Regions from separate parts of the Homo sapiens genome. Here region 2 is linked to region 1. A link is an interaction called in ENCODE POLR2A ChIA-PET data of the cell type or tissue named here. Cell type or tissue: GM12878. All regions are shown on one strand. Each heading gives the region's core, and the rest is flanking DNA. Links, peaks and the distances in the headings are about the cores only. Region 1 overlaps FN1-DT (FN1 divergent transcript). Region 2 overlaps FN1 (fibronectin 1).

What was found. Peaks named below come from ENCODE experiments on the same cell type or tissue, not always from the same donor. Only the 100,000 strongest peaks of a DNase experiment are listed, where the experiment ranks them.
Region 2: POLR2A ChIA-PET joins it to region 1 with 5 read pairs; 2 of 35 experiments call an interaction of 5 or more read pairs at or near these places.

The regions. Positions count from the first base shown.
Region 1 is chr2:215,438,619-215,448,400 of GRCh38, forward strand. It overlaps FN1-DT (FN1 divergent transcript), which reads left to right. Exons shown (of 2, transcript NR_187198.1): 2 at 1-327. Among named protein-coding and RNA genes, the nearest start is that of FN1, 7.4 kb to the left of the region's middle. In GM12878, for the core only: no CTCF peak of the experiment used is centred there; no DNase peak of the experiment used is centred there.
Region 2 is chr2:215,362,860-215,370,059 of GRCh38, forward strand. It overlaps FN1 (fibronectin 1), which reads right to left. Exons shown (of 46, transcript NM_212482.4): 42 at 5,004-5,168; 43 at 2,646-2,771; 44 at 2,020-2,126. It also overlaps a transcript of ATIC not described here. Among named protein-coding and RNA genes, the nearest start is that of ATIC, 54 kb to the left of the region's middle. In GM12878, for the core only: no CTCF peak of the experiment used is centred there; a DNase peak (open chromatin) is centred at 2,662.

The sequences.
Region 1 (9,782 bases), core at 1-4,000:
TCTTTCTTTCTTTCTTTCTTTCTTTTTCCTTCTTTCCTTCTTTCTTTCTAAAACTGTATTCAGAGAGAGAAATGTGACAAAAAAAGGGAAATCAATAGAGACAGAAAGTAGATTCATGGGTACCCAAGTTTATGGGCTGGGAACAGGAATTAACTGTAAAAGGGCACAGGGAATCTTATTGAGGTGATGGAAATCTGTGTTCTAAAACTACATTGCAGTGATGACTGTACAATTTGGTAAAAGCTTCAAAATTCTGGGGATTATACACAAAATGAGTGAATTTTACGGTATGTAAATTATGCTTCAATAAAGTTGTTTTTTTCAAAAGTTGATTTTAAAAATTAGTATTTGTTCTTTTTTACTCTTAACCATCTCCTGATTTTGGTTTCAAAGACTTGCTCTCAGGTAGCAGCAACATACACAAGGCGTCCTCATTTCTTCATTTTTCTGAGAGGAAGTTTGCCTTGAATATAGTAGTGGATTTCTTCTACACCAGTAACTCCTTCTGAAACCTACTATTTGTGTGAAGGCATATATGTGGTAGAGACAGAACAAATCTTCATTTAGGACTGTGCCTTGTTTCTTCTTGGAATTGCCATAGTGATAGAATTTTCCCAGAGCCTCAGGCAATTTAAACTTTTTGTAACAAAAAGAAGCACATATATTTTCGGGAACTAGGGGGGTGTGGGTGGCGGGGGGCAATGGTATTGGGAAATTTTATTATTCCAGAAGGTTAAGGAGGAGCATGAGCAATTATGGAAATCTGAATTAAATTGATTTCATTTGTTTTGAAGATTAGCAATGGAGACATTTGATTAAGCACAAAAAATAATTGATCAGATCCAGTCATTTAGAAGGACTGAAATAAAAACAGGCTAGGTGTGGTGATTCATTCCTGTAATCCCAGCACTTTGGGAGGCCAGTGTGGAAGGGTCACTTAAGCCCAGGAGTTCAAGTCCAGCCTGGGCAATATAGTGAGACACTCTTAATAATAATGATAATAATAACCAGATATGGTGACAGGCACCTCTCGTCCCAGCTATTCAGGAGTCTGACATGAGTCCTGGGGGATGACTGGAGCCCAGAAGATCGAGAGATCAAAGCTGCAGGGAGCTGTGATCACACCACTGCACTCCAGACCCAGCCTAGATGACAGAGCAAGATCCTGTCTCAAAAATTTAACATTTAACATTGAAATGTTAAATGTTAAAGGTTACATTTAAATATGTCACATTTAGATGTTACATTTCAAATGTTACATTTAGGTGTAACATTTAATTGATGGGCTGTTTTTCCTGAAACCTTTGGCTTTTATCCTGTTATTAATTTCTTCCAGTTCTGCTAGAGAGGAGGCCATTGACTCTGGAGAGCTCGAACTTTCATTTCATCTTCTTCTATAGGTAGATTAGAGGGAGATAAATTAGGGTAGTTTTTTTTTTTTCTTATTTTGAATTTTTTTTTTTTTTTTGGCATAAAATGCTTCCCTTCTTCCTTGAAAATGGCCACGTTTACAAAAATGTTACTCATTAACCACAGGTGTGAGAAGTTAAAAATAAACTTCCCTGCGGGCAGCCCTCGTAAGTAGAATGTCTGAAAAGTTTGTCAAGAATTGACAGGGTGCCTGCAACCAGGGAGAAAATACTGGATAAGGGCTTTAAATTATGCCATGAAAGCTAACCAGTTTTCGCTTAATAGGCATTTTGTTTACATTTTAAGTGACTTTATTTTTTAATCAGCACTTTTTAAAAGCCTTAATCTATGCTTTTTGCTTCTTAACAGGAATATTCTTTTCTCATTAGAGTGATGTAACTCCCAACAGGCATGGCAAAGGTGTTTAACTTATCCAGTAAAATGGGAACTAACTACTGTGTAGCTGGAACATGTAACCAAAACTGTCTTGGAGAACATTTCATCTTTCCAAGCAAAGTAGCAGCTTCTTGTAAAAATTTTAATTTTGTATGTTATTTCATGTTGCTGGCATTAAAGAGTTTTTTGTTGTTGTTGAAAGGCTGAATTTAAAAAAAAATAGAAGTTTTGCCATATTTAAATTATTTTCTATCCTTTTTGCATTAACATACTTTAAACATCTCATATGCAGCTAATCACAAAAGTTAGTTGAGCCAAATGCTTAAAAATAACCACAAACATTATCTAGTAAATAACAATTTATGCCAACAATAGACTATTTTGATATGAGCTGTCAATATTTATGCCTACCTGTCTAATTAGTGAATTAATTAGTTAAAATAAATTAAGAATACATTCAATCGAATTGTAAAGATGCCATATACATGTTATTGTAAATTTATATTGAACTATTTTCTAGATAAGTTTGATATATTCTTTCATTAAGTATGACCATTTTACTGAGATAAAATGGACATTTAAAATCATTACTATTTTAAACATTAAAAACTAAGGCACTGCTGGCCGGGCGTGGTGGTTCATGCCTGTAATCCCAGCACTTTGGGAGACCGAGGCGGGCGGATCACGAGGTCAGGAGATCGAGACCATCCTGGCTAACATGGTGAAACCCCGTCTCTACTAAAAAAATACAAAAAAAAAAAAAAAAATTAGCCAGGCATGGTGGCAGGCGCCTGTAGTCCCAGCTACTCAGGAGGCTGAGGCAGGAGAATGGCGTGAACCCGGGAGGCGGAGCTTGCAGTGATCCGAGATGGCCCCGCTGCACTCCAGCCTGGGTGACAGAGCGAGACTCTGCCTAAAAAAAAAAAAAAAAAAAAAAAAAAAAAAAAGAAAACTAAGGCACTGCTTACATGCATGCACATTTAAGTAGTCACGAAGTCACAAAGATTTCAGCACCTAGATAGAAATAAATAGCTACATTTTATTAAACACTCTAAACCAGATCCAGTACTAAGTGTTTCATATGAATTTTTTTCATCTAACCATCAACAAACTTTTAAGGTAAGCACTATCATCCTCTCCTCTTACAGATGAGGATATAAAGCTTAGAAAAACAATGTGCAAAAATGCTACTCATTAAGCACAGATGTGAAAAGGAAAAAGAAAATGCCCTGAAGGCAGCTCGCATGAGTATAATGTCTGAGAAGTTTGTTGATAATTGACAAAGAATGAAGTTTTCTCAATCACAAGCCTTGTAGAAATTGTGGCGTCAAGTTGTGTCACTGTCAATACCAGGTGATTAGTCAAGTGATTACATAATGGTCTCCCTCAGAACCAAAGGTATGGGCAAGACAACTGGCTAAAGAATTTTGTGGGTGACTTCTTTCACATGAGATTAATTTATCAAAAGATGTCACACAGGACTCTGCCAACTGACACGCTACCAGTTTCCATCTGTTGTAGCCAAGGCCATTCTTCTGGGAACCAATTTCCTTCAAACAGCCTGGCTGTGTTTCAGCATTTTGAATCAAATGTGGAAGATTGTTACCATCGACTCTCCACTGGGCTGGAAGTTTGCTGGGGGCAGAGGCTCTGTCTTGTTTCCTCTGTATGCCCAGCACTAGGTACCAGGCACCCTTGGATAAGTACTTGGCAAATGTCAAATGAATGAATGGAAGGAGAGAAGGGCAGATGACAAACACTCTGAGATTCACATTCAGTGACTATCCAGCCAGGCACAGTGCTAAGTGCTCTGCATATGCTATTTTATTTTATCTTCAAAGCTACTGCCAGAAGTAGATATCAATAGTGCCATTTTACTCTCTGAAGCTCGGAGCTGAAAGATGGTCCTAGAGCTTATGCTGTAAGAAAGGGACAGAGCTGAAATTGAAATCACGGTCCTCCTGACACAAAATTCTTGCTCTTACCGAAGACATACATGGCTTTCCCCAAAGAGACTTTGCCCTATATGTTAAAAGAACGTTGGAAACACTCTCAGGCAGTTACTTTTTATCTTCCTCTAGATCGTTCTGCCTTGCTTCTGGGCCCTGGGCCTGACCCTGTGAACTGCGGGGCTGCTTCCTCTGTTTGCTGGAGGACAGAGGACGGAGATGAGAGTTGTTCCTGCCCACTCCCTCCTTGTTCTGGCTTCAGTGCCAGAGTTCTAGTGGCAGCTGCCTTTCCCTAGGACCTGCATTATCAATGGGGCAACAGTGCCCCAAGAGGGTAAAAGTGGGTTCTTGGGGTAGAAGGGGAGTGGTTAAAAAATTTCAACCCTACCTAATAAAAATTTTATTCCTTAGTTGTGAATTTAACACTTTTTTTTTTTTTTTTTTGACAGAATCTTGCTCTGTCACCCAGGCTGGAGTGCAGGGACAAGATTTTGGCTCACTGCAACCTCTGCCTCCCGGGTTCAAGCGATTCTCCTGCCTCAGCTTCCCAAGTAGCTGGAACTACATACATGAGCCACCATGCTGGGCTAATTTTTGTATTTTTAATAGAGACGGGGTTTCATTATGTTAGCCAGGCTGGTCTTGAACTCCTGACCTCAGGTGATCCGCCCGCCTCGGCCTCCCAAAGAGCTGGGATTACAGGCATGAGCCACCATGCCTGGCCATGAATTTATCATATTAGATAGACTTTAAATTTCATTTCTTTCCTGGAGGGTTGTATAAGGTAGGGCATTAATACATAAAAGAAAAAGGGAGAAACATTGCTCTAGGACAGCAGTCCTCCCCAGGCTTTGGTCCTCCAAGGCTCCAGCTATCGCTGGCTCCTTCCCCATGATGGCAGCCGTAGGAGTGACAAACTGCCTACATTGCTAGTCCCTGGGAACCTCAGCATCCCTTTTTTATTCCTTGGTCATGCCCACACTGGGGTAACAGTGCTTTCACAAAATTCTCCCGATGGAAATCATTTTAATTCCATTTTCTGCTAAAACCCCGGGGATCCAGATTCTTTTTTTTTCTTTTTTTTAAGATGGAGTTTCCCTCTTGTTCCCCAGGCTGGAGTGCAACGGCGTGACTTGGCTCACTGCAACTTCCACCTCCCGGGTTCAAGCGATTCTCCTGCCTCAGCCTTACAGGTATGCGCCACCACGACTAGCTAATTTTTGTATTTTTAGTAGAGATGAGGTTTCACCACTTTAACCAGGCTGGTCTTGAACACCTGACCTCAGGTGATTCACCCGCCTCGGCCTCCCAAGGTGCTGGGATTACAGGCATGAGCCACCATGCCCAGCGACGATCCAGATTCTAACCATCCAATGATGACATGAGCAGTCCACCCCATAGTTTTAAGTCTTAAATTATAGCAGAATAGACTTAGGACACACGAATTCTTTTCCAAACTTAGCAACTAGTATTAATCATGCTGTGATTTCTTTGTATTTCCCATGACTTACATGGTCTTATTTTTTTCTCTCTACTGAATGCATGCGCTTTTAACACTCTATCTTTCCCAAAGTAAAACGCTCAGATGATAGAAGCAAATGACATAGTCATCATACAATGACGGAGAAAAGAAACCAGAATTTTATATTTAAATTTATGATATTTTAGACAGGGTCTCACTTTGTCGCCCAGATTGTAGTGCAGTGGCAAGATCTTGGCTCACTGCAAACTCCACCTCTCAGGCTCAGGCAATCCTCCTACCTCAGCCTCCGGAGTAGGTGGGATTATAGGAGGTGTACACCACCATGCCCGGCAAAGTTTTGGTATTTTTTGTAGAGATGGGGTTTTGCCATGTTGCACAGGATGGTCTCAAATTTCCGGGCTTGAGTGATCCTCCTGCCTTGGCCTCCCAAAGTGCTGGGATTACAGGTGTGAGCCACCACGCATGGTCATGTCGACGTCTTAACTGTCTTGGAAATAATTTGATTTTGTCCAGGTAATTTGGTTCACGCAAAGAAGTTGAGATCGGGGCACATCAGAAAGAGATTCATCTTTTAAAGTGCTTCTTAAATCTACAAATGCAATATATGTAAAAGCTAAAGGTTTTTATATATTTTTCACACATGTAAAAATGTAAGTTTTGCCTTTAAATTCATTTTAGATATGAAATAATCTAGCTGAGAGCATGTAAAGTCGAGGAAAGCTTATTCAGATCCGCTCTAGTTCAGCATGTGGTAAATTCCTAGGTGTTCACAATATTAGTGTACACAAATTCCTTCTCAAGAAAGAAAACCTTGGACAGACCTGGTAGACTAGTATCACTTATGCCTTATAGAGACTTTCTGTCAAAACCAAACAAAAATCTGTCATATCTTTATTCATAGAATAAAATGTGATATTAGGGAACACAACTGTTTCTGGAATGCATTGAAACTGATAGTATTCTATAGATTTTTCTACTTAACAATTACTTATTATTACTATTATTATTATTGTTGTTGTTGAGACTGAGTCTCACTCTATCACCCAGGCTGGAGTGCAGTGGCATGATCTCAGCTCACTGCAGCCTGCACCTCCCGGGCTCAAGCAATTCTCCTGCCTCAGCCTCCCCAGTAGCTGGGATTAAAGGTGCCCACCCCAACGCCCAGCTAATTTTTGTATTTTTAGTAGAGATGGGTTTCACCATGTTGGCCAGGCTGGTCTCGAACTCTTGACCTAAATGATCTGCCCGCCTTGGCCTCCGAAAGTGCTGGGATTACAAGTGTGAGCCACTGCACCTGGCCTCAACTTACATTACTTATTTTTCAAAAACTAGAGAATCCATTAATTTTGGCTTGTTTGAATTTAAAAGTGATTATAATATTTTTGTTAGTTATATATGAGCAGTATTTCACTACAGCTCATCTTAAAGATATTTGATAATTTATCTTCTATTTTTACAGCGAAATGGTCACATTTTTGTCAGTTGACAATAAATTCTTTTTTTTTTTTTTTTTTTTTTTTTTTTTGTAGAGTTGGGGTTTCGCTGTGTTTGGCCAGGCTGGTCTTGAACTCCTGGCCTCAAGTGACCCACCCGGCTCAGCCTCTCAAAGTGCTGGGATTACAGATGTGAGCCACCACACCTGGCAGACAATAAATTCTTGAAAGATTCCTGATACTTTACCAACTTACACATTAAGTTAATCTTCCCATTTTCTTTGTCCAATTAAGTTTTAAAGCAAAATAATATAAATATTTATAGACCCAAATTGTAAACACATTTCAGTTTTGAAGAACAATATAAAGTAAATATACTATGGAATTACAATTAGAAAACCAAGTTTGCACTGATATTTTTAAAACTTCTCTGGGGAACTTAGTTTTTCAACTTAAGGACACAAGTATTAAATTAGAAGGTATTTTCCTTCACTAACGAAAATTTTTGTTTTTTAATTATCTATTCTTGTCTTTCAAATTTAAGTTTTAATGGCGGACCAATTAATGTTGCTTAAAGTTACAACTTAGACAAACAGTTAAAATAGCTTAGCAAATTGTGGTTCTGGTTGTTCTCCTATAGGTAATTAAGAGGGCAATGACTCAAGATTTAAAAAATTAAATAACATGTCCACACAATTTTCTCTGAAATGTTCCCTTCAGATTTTTAAAACAGGTTTATTGAGATATAATTGCCATCTCATAAGCCCCACATACCTGTATACAATTTGACAAGTATTGACATACTTTTGACAATTTTCTATTACGTACATTTTATCTTTTCTTTTTTCTTTTTTTTACACCACCCCTCTCCACTTATTACATATATTTTGACTGTTGTTTTAATATTTCCTTTTAGCTTATATAGCATTAAATCCTTTTCTATCAGTCTGAGCTTTGGAAAGAAATTTTATTTTTTTGGAACAAGATATCAAAGAGTAAAATTGAAGAAAAGTTTAATCTCAAACTCATGGGGGAAAAGACATCACAGGAAATAAATGCTAAAACCATGGCTTTTTTATGTGTTGAATTAAATAGTTATTAAGTTAATTGGTAGATAATTATGAGATCTATTATCATTTAATATAATTAGTATGTAAATAAGGTGATATAAATTATGTTCTGTGAGAAGTTGTCACTGATGGTGATTGTTATCTCTGTGTAAAAGTGAGAAAACCAACAGAAAGATGATGATTATTAGTGGCAAGATTAATGATCATGGGCCTTTTCTAATTCTTATGGCCCAATCTGGTATTTTTCTTCTCCTCATTTTGACTTTACCTATACTTTTTTTTTTTTCCACACAGGCCAGCATATTATTATAGCTCTTTCAAAAATTTTATATTGATTCTTTTTTCCCCAACAGTACTGTAAACTCTTTGATTGTAGGCACTAAATTAATTCCTTTTAGAAAGACTTTTTTTTTTCTTTCTACCATTTGAAGTTTTTTAAGTTGTGTGGTGGAGACTGCTAGTTGCCCACACAGATCCATTCTCTTCTTTCACAGTTAGTCCCATTGTACACAGTTAGGCTAAATTTTACAGTCTCCCTTGTAGTTAGGCATGGCAATAGAAATAGTTCCTCATCAGTGGACTGTGAGAAGAAGCGATCTATCCCAACTCTGGTTCTGTGCCTTAGTTTAATAACGTCACTCCTCCAGATTCCCTTGTTCATTCCCACTAGCTGAAATACACAACACAGAGGACACCCAGCTTCTAACCATGTAGATGATCAAAATGCCTTGGGAAAATTTGGGACCTGAATTATCATGAAGAGCAGACCTTGACTATTGACATGAGCCATTCACTTTGAGACTGTTGCATGAGAAGTAGACACCCTCCTTTATTGTAGAAGGCCCTGTGTTACTGAGCAGCTTTGTTACAGCAGCCCAGCTTTCATAGTAACCAGTATGATGCACTACCTTCCTTACATGCCTAGTTGCTCAGCTGCTCTGTTCCTGCTGACTGCATGTGATTTGTTTACTAGCTTTGCCCTGGTATTTGCAATTCTACTTTCGAGTTTCCTCTCTTTTCCTAGCTTTCCATAAACTCCACGCAGAATTTTAGCTTCTAAGCTAAACTCCCATAATATTTTACCATTTGTTTTTAAATAATAAATTCAAGTCTTCCGTTAAATATTCTTGAGCACCTGCTAAGAGAACTGTTATGGTTTGAATGATGTCCCTCCCAAATTCAGTCTGGACCCCCAGTCTTTCAGAATGTAACCTGATTTGGAAATAGGATCTTTAAAGAGGTCATCAAGTTAAAACACGTACATCAGGGTGGATCCCAATCCAATATGACTGCTGTCCTATAAGAGAGGGAAACAGACACACGGGCAGGGAGAATGCCAGGAAAGATGAAGATAAAGATCAGGGTGAGGCATCTACAAGCCAAGGAGAAACGAAGATTTACCGCAAACCACCAGAAGCTGGAGGAGAGGCATGGAATAGATTCTTCCTCACAACCTTCAGAAGGAACCCACACTGCTGACATCTTGATTTTGGACTTCTGGTTTTGAGAAGTGTAAGACAATGCATTTCTGTGGTTTAAGGCCTCCATTCTATGGTACTTTGTATTACCCTAGCAAATGAATCCAAGCACCTGGAGTATTAATGATAACAAGAGAATGAGTGATAAATTTAGGTTCATAGATAGAACTCCAGAGGCATGACATAATATGCCCAAAGGCAAATGCCTGGTTAACTGAAGGGCTGAATTTGTTGATTCTTGCTCTTTCTTACAGATGTTTTTGTGTCAATCATTGTGTGTAGGAGACGTTGATAGATAAGATGTAGGCTCTACTTTTAAGGAATGTAAAATGTACTAGTCAGTTGACAGAGATAAAAAGGTTGATTTTTGTACACTATTGGCAAGTGTGTCAGTTGGAAAAATGTATACATGTGCACAGATTTTTAGGAGTGAAAATTGAGGTAATCTTTTAAAAGGACATTTTGGCAATATTTAAAATGCACGAACCTAAGACACAGTAGACTGAACACAAGCATTTCCTCTACACCCTCCTGAAATCACACCTATAGTTCAGAGATGAAAA
Region 2 (7,200 bases), core at 587-4,586, 75 kb before region 1:
CGAAGCCAGTGCATGGGAAGGCACGCGGAGCAAGAGGGAGTCCGGGCGCCATTGCTGGAGCAGCCCCTGAAGCCGGTGGGTCCTGGGACTGTTCCATTGTGTGGGCCATTTTTGCTTGAGTTGGACTTTTTTCTTACAACTAAAATGCAGCCCTAAATAATACAGTCACTTTCTTTTTTATATTAGAATTTAAATATTTTAGACATATTTCTCTGTTTAAGCACATATGCCCCTTAATACCTAACACAATACCAGTGACTACCTCCTTACAGAATCACTGAATCTTGCTTTCATATGAGAAAGTGAACAGTTTCCACTCCTGTCTTAAATGTTTCATTTAGCACTTGAGAATAGAATAAGTGTCGCACATGAAAGGTTTCATGTGCATAAATAATGAGAAGATGCTGAAGTGAGACCAAAATCAACTTCCCAGCAAATTCATTCTCCATCACACAATTTCATACCAGAATGACTGAGTTCTAAGGTCATACAATCACAGTCGTTGTAAGTGTTAATGGGAGAGAGAGAGAGAGAGAGACAGAGAGAGATACTGAATTCAATCTAAATTCCAATCTCCAATTCTCCTCCATCAGAATTGGGAGCACCTCCCTCCCCATGTAATCACTGGGGGTGAAACAAGATCATAGTAGTTTCCATGGGCTGCCCCTGGTGGAGCCAAGACAGGCCCCTGAACACCCCTGCTGCCAGATTAATTTTCCCAAAGACTATTTTCCATCATGTTTCTTTGCATCTTGGATACCTGTAATTGGTTAATGCATTTGGCATTAACCAATGAGTCTCACCCTTGAGTGTGAAGCATGCCCCTCACCCACCAGGATTTGGGGAGTTGCTGGGAGGGCATGTCTTCGTTGAAAACAAAGGGCTGTCACATTCCATTGCTTTTGAGTTACACATAATTTCATTTTGAAATTTGAAATCATATTAGAGAAAGGCTTATTATTTTTTGTTATACTGGGCATATTTTAGAAATGGTTGAGAAGTACTGGCTTAAATAATGGGTTGCCAAGGCCCTCCATAAGCCACTTCTTCCCATCTATTTTCTTACCAGAAGACAGCAGGCAGAGGGTTGGCTCACCAAAGCCCACCTGGGCCAGCTCCTTTCTATCCCAGGGGGTGTGTCTCTCTGCTTTCTCCCCTCCCAACTAAACCTTAGTCATCGTAAACCTCAGCCAGTTCATGCTTCTCTTTCTTGCTAATTCCAGCCTACCCAGAACTGTATTTGTCAGACCCACTTAGAACTTAATTAGCTTGACTTTGAAATGTATGCTAATTTAACATCTTCAACTATATCATTAAGAGCCAAGCCATTTCTCATTTCCTCTGTTTTTCCTATACTACTTAGCACAGTGCTAGACCTATAACAAGCATCTGTTCTGAATCAAGAGAGAGGTTAAAAGAAGTGGCATTTTCTTACATCTGAGATATTATTCAAAATATTTAACAACGTTGCCATGGGACACCTGTCCATCAGAATGGAGTTGGAGGCCTAGAGCTACACTGCACTTAACACTTTGCTGAAAAATAGAAGCAGCCTGAGAATAGTAGGGGAGGGGAGGGTCTCAGGCTGCCCAGGATGGGGAGAACCGGCTGAAATGAAACACATTCTATTTACCACTAATTAATTTGAATAGTATCTCTGCTTCACTATTTTTCAGTGTAAATAGTATCTCTGACATGCTAGGGAGCTTAGGAAAATGATTCTAACATCATATAAATGACAGGTGTTGCTATTAAGAATGACTCAAGACTTGTGTTTTTGGTACTCTACATGCCATTCATTCATTCTTTCTACTAAGAGTAATAGAAAGAATGAATGGCATGTAAGGTAGACATAGAGCTGCTCTAGAGCTCTATGTCAGCAGTTGTATGCCAACAGGAAATGTGGTATTTTAATACTTCCGAAGGGTCTCTGCCCCTCCTGTGTGTACGACACATCCTTGCAGGAGCCCACCCTTTATCTTATCTAACTTGTAGGGAGCCTGGCACATCCAGTCTTACCCGCTGGCCTCCAAAGCATGTGCAGGAGCAAATGGCACCGAGATATTCCTTCTGCCACTGTTCTCCTACGTGGTATGTCTTCCCATCATCATAACACGTTGCCTCATCTGCATATAGACACAAGACAGATGCACGCATAAGCTGAGAACAATACTGCAGACTTGATCTAGGGGTGGGTTCTATTTCTGTCCTAAATTTGTATCATCACAGCGCAAACACCACATATTTATGTGAATCATCCCTAAGAGCAGTACTGCTATACAGATCTTAGGGTGGCACTTCCAAAAATTAGACCTAATACACTGGAAAGGGTCCAACGGGAAGATGGAAATCATATTTTAAAAGTTGAATCTACAGACCAATAAAGCTTCTTTGTAGCATTTTACTGCAGATAATGGTCAAAATACTCAGGTTGGACAAGTGCTAAAGTGTCCTGTAATAACATTAAATCATGACTCATTTTTGAAGCTTGTCTCCACTTTCCCAAATCAAAAGATTAAGAAACCCACTGTTCACTCCTCAAGGAGACCTAAAGTCTCCAATCATTTCTGTGAATGAGAGTTACAGCCTGATAATGAAAGTGAGAATGCTTAATAAGGCACTAAAAATGATCTGTGATGACATACGAGGGTCACACTTGAATTCTCCTTTTCCGTTCCCAAGACATGTGCAGCTCATCATCTGGCCATTTTCTCCCTGACGGTCCCACTTCTCTCCAATCTTGTAGTTCACACCATTGTCATGGCACCATCCTGTAGGGGTGGGGAAAGTCAGGACCAAAAAGTTATTTGTATATTCTGACTCACAAGACAGTAGGTGAACTGGGACGTGTCACAGGGTCTTCAGAACCATGATCTGGAAAAATAGCAAGTTAAAGATAAAAACCCCTATAATGGGCCATTTATTTTATTTATTTATTTACTTTTTATTTTTTTTTTTTTTTTTGAGACAAAGTCTTTCTCTGTCGCCCAGACTGGAGTGAAGTGGTGCAATCTCGGCTCACTGTAACCTCCATCTCCTGGGTTCATGCAGTTATCCTGCCTCAGCCTCCTGAGTAGCTGGGATTACAGGCACTCCCCACAGTGCTATTTTTTTTTTTTTTTTTTTTTTTGTATTTTTTGTAGAGATGGGGTTTTACCATGTTGGGTAGGCTGGTCTCAAACTCGTGAGCTCAGGTGATCCACCCGCCTCAGCCTCCAAAAGTGCTGGGATTACAGGTGTGAGCCACCACACCTGGCCAATGGGCCATTTCTTTGGTTGAATTTTAAAATATTATTTTTTATCATTTACCATTTTCTAGGGCATTTTAAGACCCAATTTATTCTGCCACAATCATGTCATCAGAATAGTCAAATGAAATGACTTTCATTTGAATTCTCACTATTAAGATTTAAAATTGTGGAAAACTAAAGTGGGATTGGAGTAGACTGTTAGGAATAGATCCTAGATGAAAAATCACTTTTGGATTTGCAGAAACCCTGGATACAAAGTAGTTCAATTAACCATAAAACAAGGATCAGCTGATCTCTACACGCCACCACCTGTTTCATGTACATGGGAAGAGTAAAAAATGAACCCGGATAAAATAAAACAAAAGCAAACAAAATGCTAAATCATTGGTTATTATCCACATCAAATAAGTCTGGTTCTGTGGAATATCTAAAAGTCACAGTTTTATGCCTTTAACTACTATACATAAGGGATGACTTTTTAACCTCCAGGGCTTATACAACAAAACACACCTCAGAAGCTTATATAACAATATACTACTTTTTCCATTTTATCAACAATTCAGCCTGCCTTAAGCTACAAAGTAAAATAATTAGACAACTGTGATATCAAAACAAAGATTATGTAAGTTGAGCCAAAGAGTCACATAAATGAACTTGACATCCCCGCTCCCACAATTGCACCTAAGTGCTCAAACAGGTAATAAACATACAAACTTAAACGTAGTTCGATTTCAGGAGTTAAAAACCATCTACTTGAAGTCAAATATTAAAATTTCCAGCTCCTAAACAGCATGTGATGTTTTTAGTGTTTTTCATTTTCAGATGGTCAAACATGGAAGTCTATATTGAAAACACTGGCTGGCTTTTACAACTTCAGTCTGGATTAAATGATTTCAAGTATACAAGTTAAGTAAAATACTTTGAAAATCTCTTTTACCAAGTCTTATATTCTAATTCCACAGGATATGATTTCTGTATGTCTATAGGAGGCTTATTTATAGGCATAACGGTCAACACCTATAAAAATGAACCAATTGTCAATAATCATCACATCTCCTAAACACAAAGAATAAATGAAAGGTTTATAAATTCTAATCCTAATCTCAAAGCATAATAGATATTTCCTAGGCACATTTTAACTTAAAAAATTTGAAAATTAAAACGTATTAGAATTTGAAAATCAAACATTTATCAATTCAAGTTGATTTTTAATGATCTAAAAGCAGATTATCTGTTTTTTCTTTCATATTTCTAGCAACGTTCAAGCTACCTGGGCTATGTGTGTGACGCAAAAGTGTGTGCATGGGTACTATGATATGTGCATGTTTGGTTTATGTTGAAGGAGGCTGTTTTTGAGTCTAAATGTTCACCTCTGATCTCATTCAACACTGAAGATTAAAAGAGATTTGAGGTTTTTCTGTGTCTCTAATACTCTTAAATAGACCTGGTTCCAAAAGTCTTTATCCATTTGTTTTCACAGAAAATTTCAAAAATCAAATTAGCACCATAATCTTATGTGTAATTAATAGTTGTATTGGCATACAACCCTTGAAATGAAGCAATGTCCAACAAGTAAAATTTCCCATCATTTTTCTATGATGCAAAATATTACTTCGAGTCAAACAGTATTCTCTTGTTTGCTTCATGTTTGGAAGAACCTGTGTCTTCCAAACATGCTTCCTTGGCACATGAGTGCATGCATGGAACTTGAGGAGACAAACACGGAAGTGGATGGACAAAGCAACTACTCACTAGATGAATCACATCTGAAATGACCACTTCCAAAGCCTAAGCACTGGCACAACAGTTTAAAGCCTGATTCAGACATTCGTTCCCACTCATCTCCAACGGCATAATGGGAAACTGTGTAGGGGTCAAAGCACGAGTCATCCGTAGGTTGGTTCAAGCCTTCGTTGACTATGAAGAAAAGGAAGAAAAAGCAAAAAGAGACATCTTATTAATCGATTTGGACCATAAGAAGAAAATCGAATGACTGTATACAATGACTTAATCTAAAACAAGAATTCCAGGAGGATTAAGAGGCATTCATCTGTTCTATCAAGGCATTAACTGCTCTAAAAAACCATGGTTAGATGTGACACCTGTCACAGGCACCCGACAGGAAGCCCATCTTTTATTTTTCCCTTGCTTCTAAGATAATTGCCATTTCTGTTGAAACTACTTCATAGAACATGGAACAGATCTTGAGGCAATTGAAGCTAGTGGAGAACTTTAGTGGGATGCAAAGACTAATGATGCCTCTCCATTGGTACCTGAGTGACCTTGGGCCAGCTATTTAATACCACTCTGCCTTGCTTCCCTCATCTGCAATACTAGCGTAATAATAAAAATATCTATACCTCCTGGGGAATCTTGTGAAGATTATATAAGGCCATGAATTCAAAACATTGACCCTTTTCCAAGACTTAGAAAATGTTCACTAAATAAAGAATAATTATTAAAGGCTGTCTTTTGCTTATAATGCAAAAGTCTTAGCATTTTAATATACCATTATAATGTAATTTTCACTTTTATTATTGTAATTTTTGCATAATAGTGCAGAAAGCCTAGATTTTGGACATTGTTATTATAGTGGTGAGACAGCTTTATCAGTGAGGTCAACTGTTCCAAATAAGAAAATGCCCTTGGAATATAGATGATTTAGGAATAAGTAAGGGAGTCTCTTCATGTTACCTAAGATCTTATCTCTTTATGATTTGGAAAAGCTTATTTTAAAAAAATCTATGCAAACAAAGCATGCTTCAAATTATTCCCTAAAAATTAGATAAACTAATTTGACTTAAAATCCCACTGTGTATTTTTCTTTTTACAGTGCAAAACTCAAAAGCTCAAAAGCAGTAGATATTTGAGGTGCCTAATTTTTAAAAGGTGTCACCCTTAAAGAAAATAGCGTTTTGGAGAACTGGTAAGTCTGAGACGTCTCAAAGCTGGGAGAACCTGGTTAGAATGTAGAATACTGCTGCTGGGAATAAGGAGTTTAAAAGAAAAATGGAAGGAACTTAAATTGTTACTAGGGGTTTCTATACTCAAAAGAGCCAGGAGTTCAAATTCCATCCTAACTAAAGTTAAAGAGATGGAATCTTTAAAAAAAAAAAAAAAAAATGACTTAGAAAAGCACAAAGACCTTTTTGCTCTTGAAAATTCTGTTCACGTGGCATTCTACTAGTAAAACCACAAAAGGCAAAGATAAGCATTACTGTGGATATGTAATACAACAAACACAAAATAATCTCCTCCCAACCTCTCTCCAGCCAAATGCTCAACTGCTTAATTCACAGGAATTTATACATGTAAAGTAGCACAGTCTTCTATCAGATGAGGGAAGGGGCTAAAATTAAACAACTGGCCTTAGGAATAAAATCTGTCACTTGGCATAGACAGGACTTAGCACTCTCTGTTGGTGTGGAGTAGAGAACTCTCCTGTTGGAAGATTGGGGATTCACGGTTTTGATTATCCCCTATCTCATGTGCCTTGGTGAATTTTCAGCTGCTGCAAATTGAGCAGCCAGGTGGCACGCTATTGATTTAAAAGGATTTCCCAGGTGCTACAAAGAAGAGTTAATGATCTTTTAACCTCTATAGAAGCTTTTAACCTGTATAGTCAGAAAAAAAAATGGAAATAACATTGGAAAAAAATGGAAATAACATTGGAATAACATTCTCTGCAGACAGAAATGCACAATGTTGGTAGCATTTTATATCAGGAGCAAAAGCCAACTGTCCCCATGTCTGCAGAAGGGGTATTTTCTTTATAGGTAATCGTTTCAGTATTTAATCACTCAAGAGGACAGCAGCATGGTGAGATGGAGAGGGTCTGGGAAAAGACATCAGGAAACCTGTGCCCTATATCAACTCAGATACTCAGAAGTAAGGACTCAGAGTGTTGTACTAAATAATATTTGAAATCCCTTCCAGATCTATAATCATA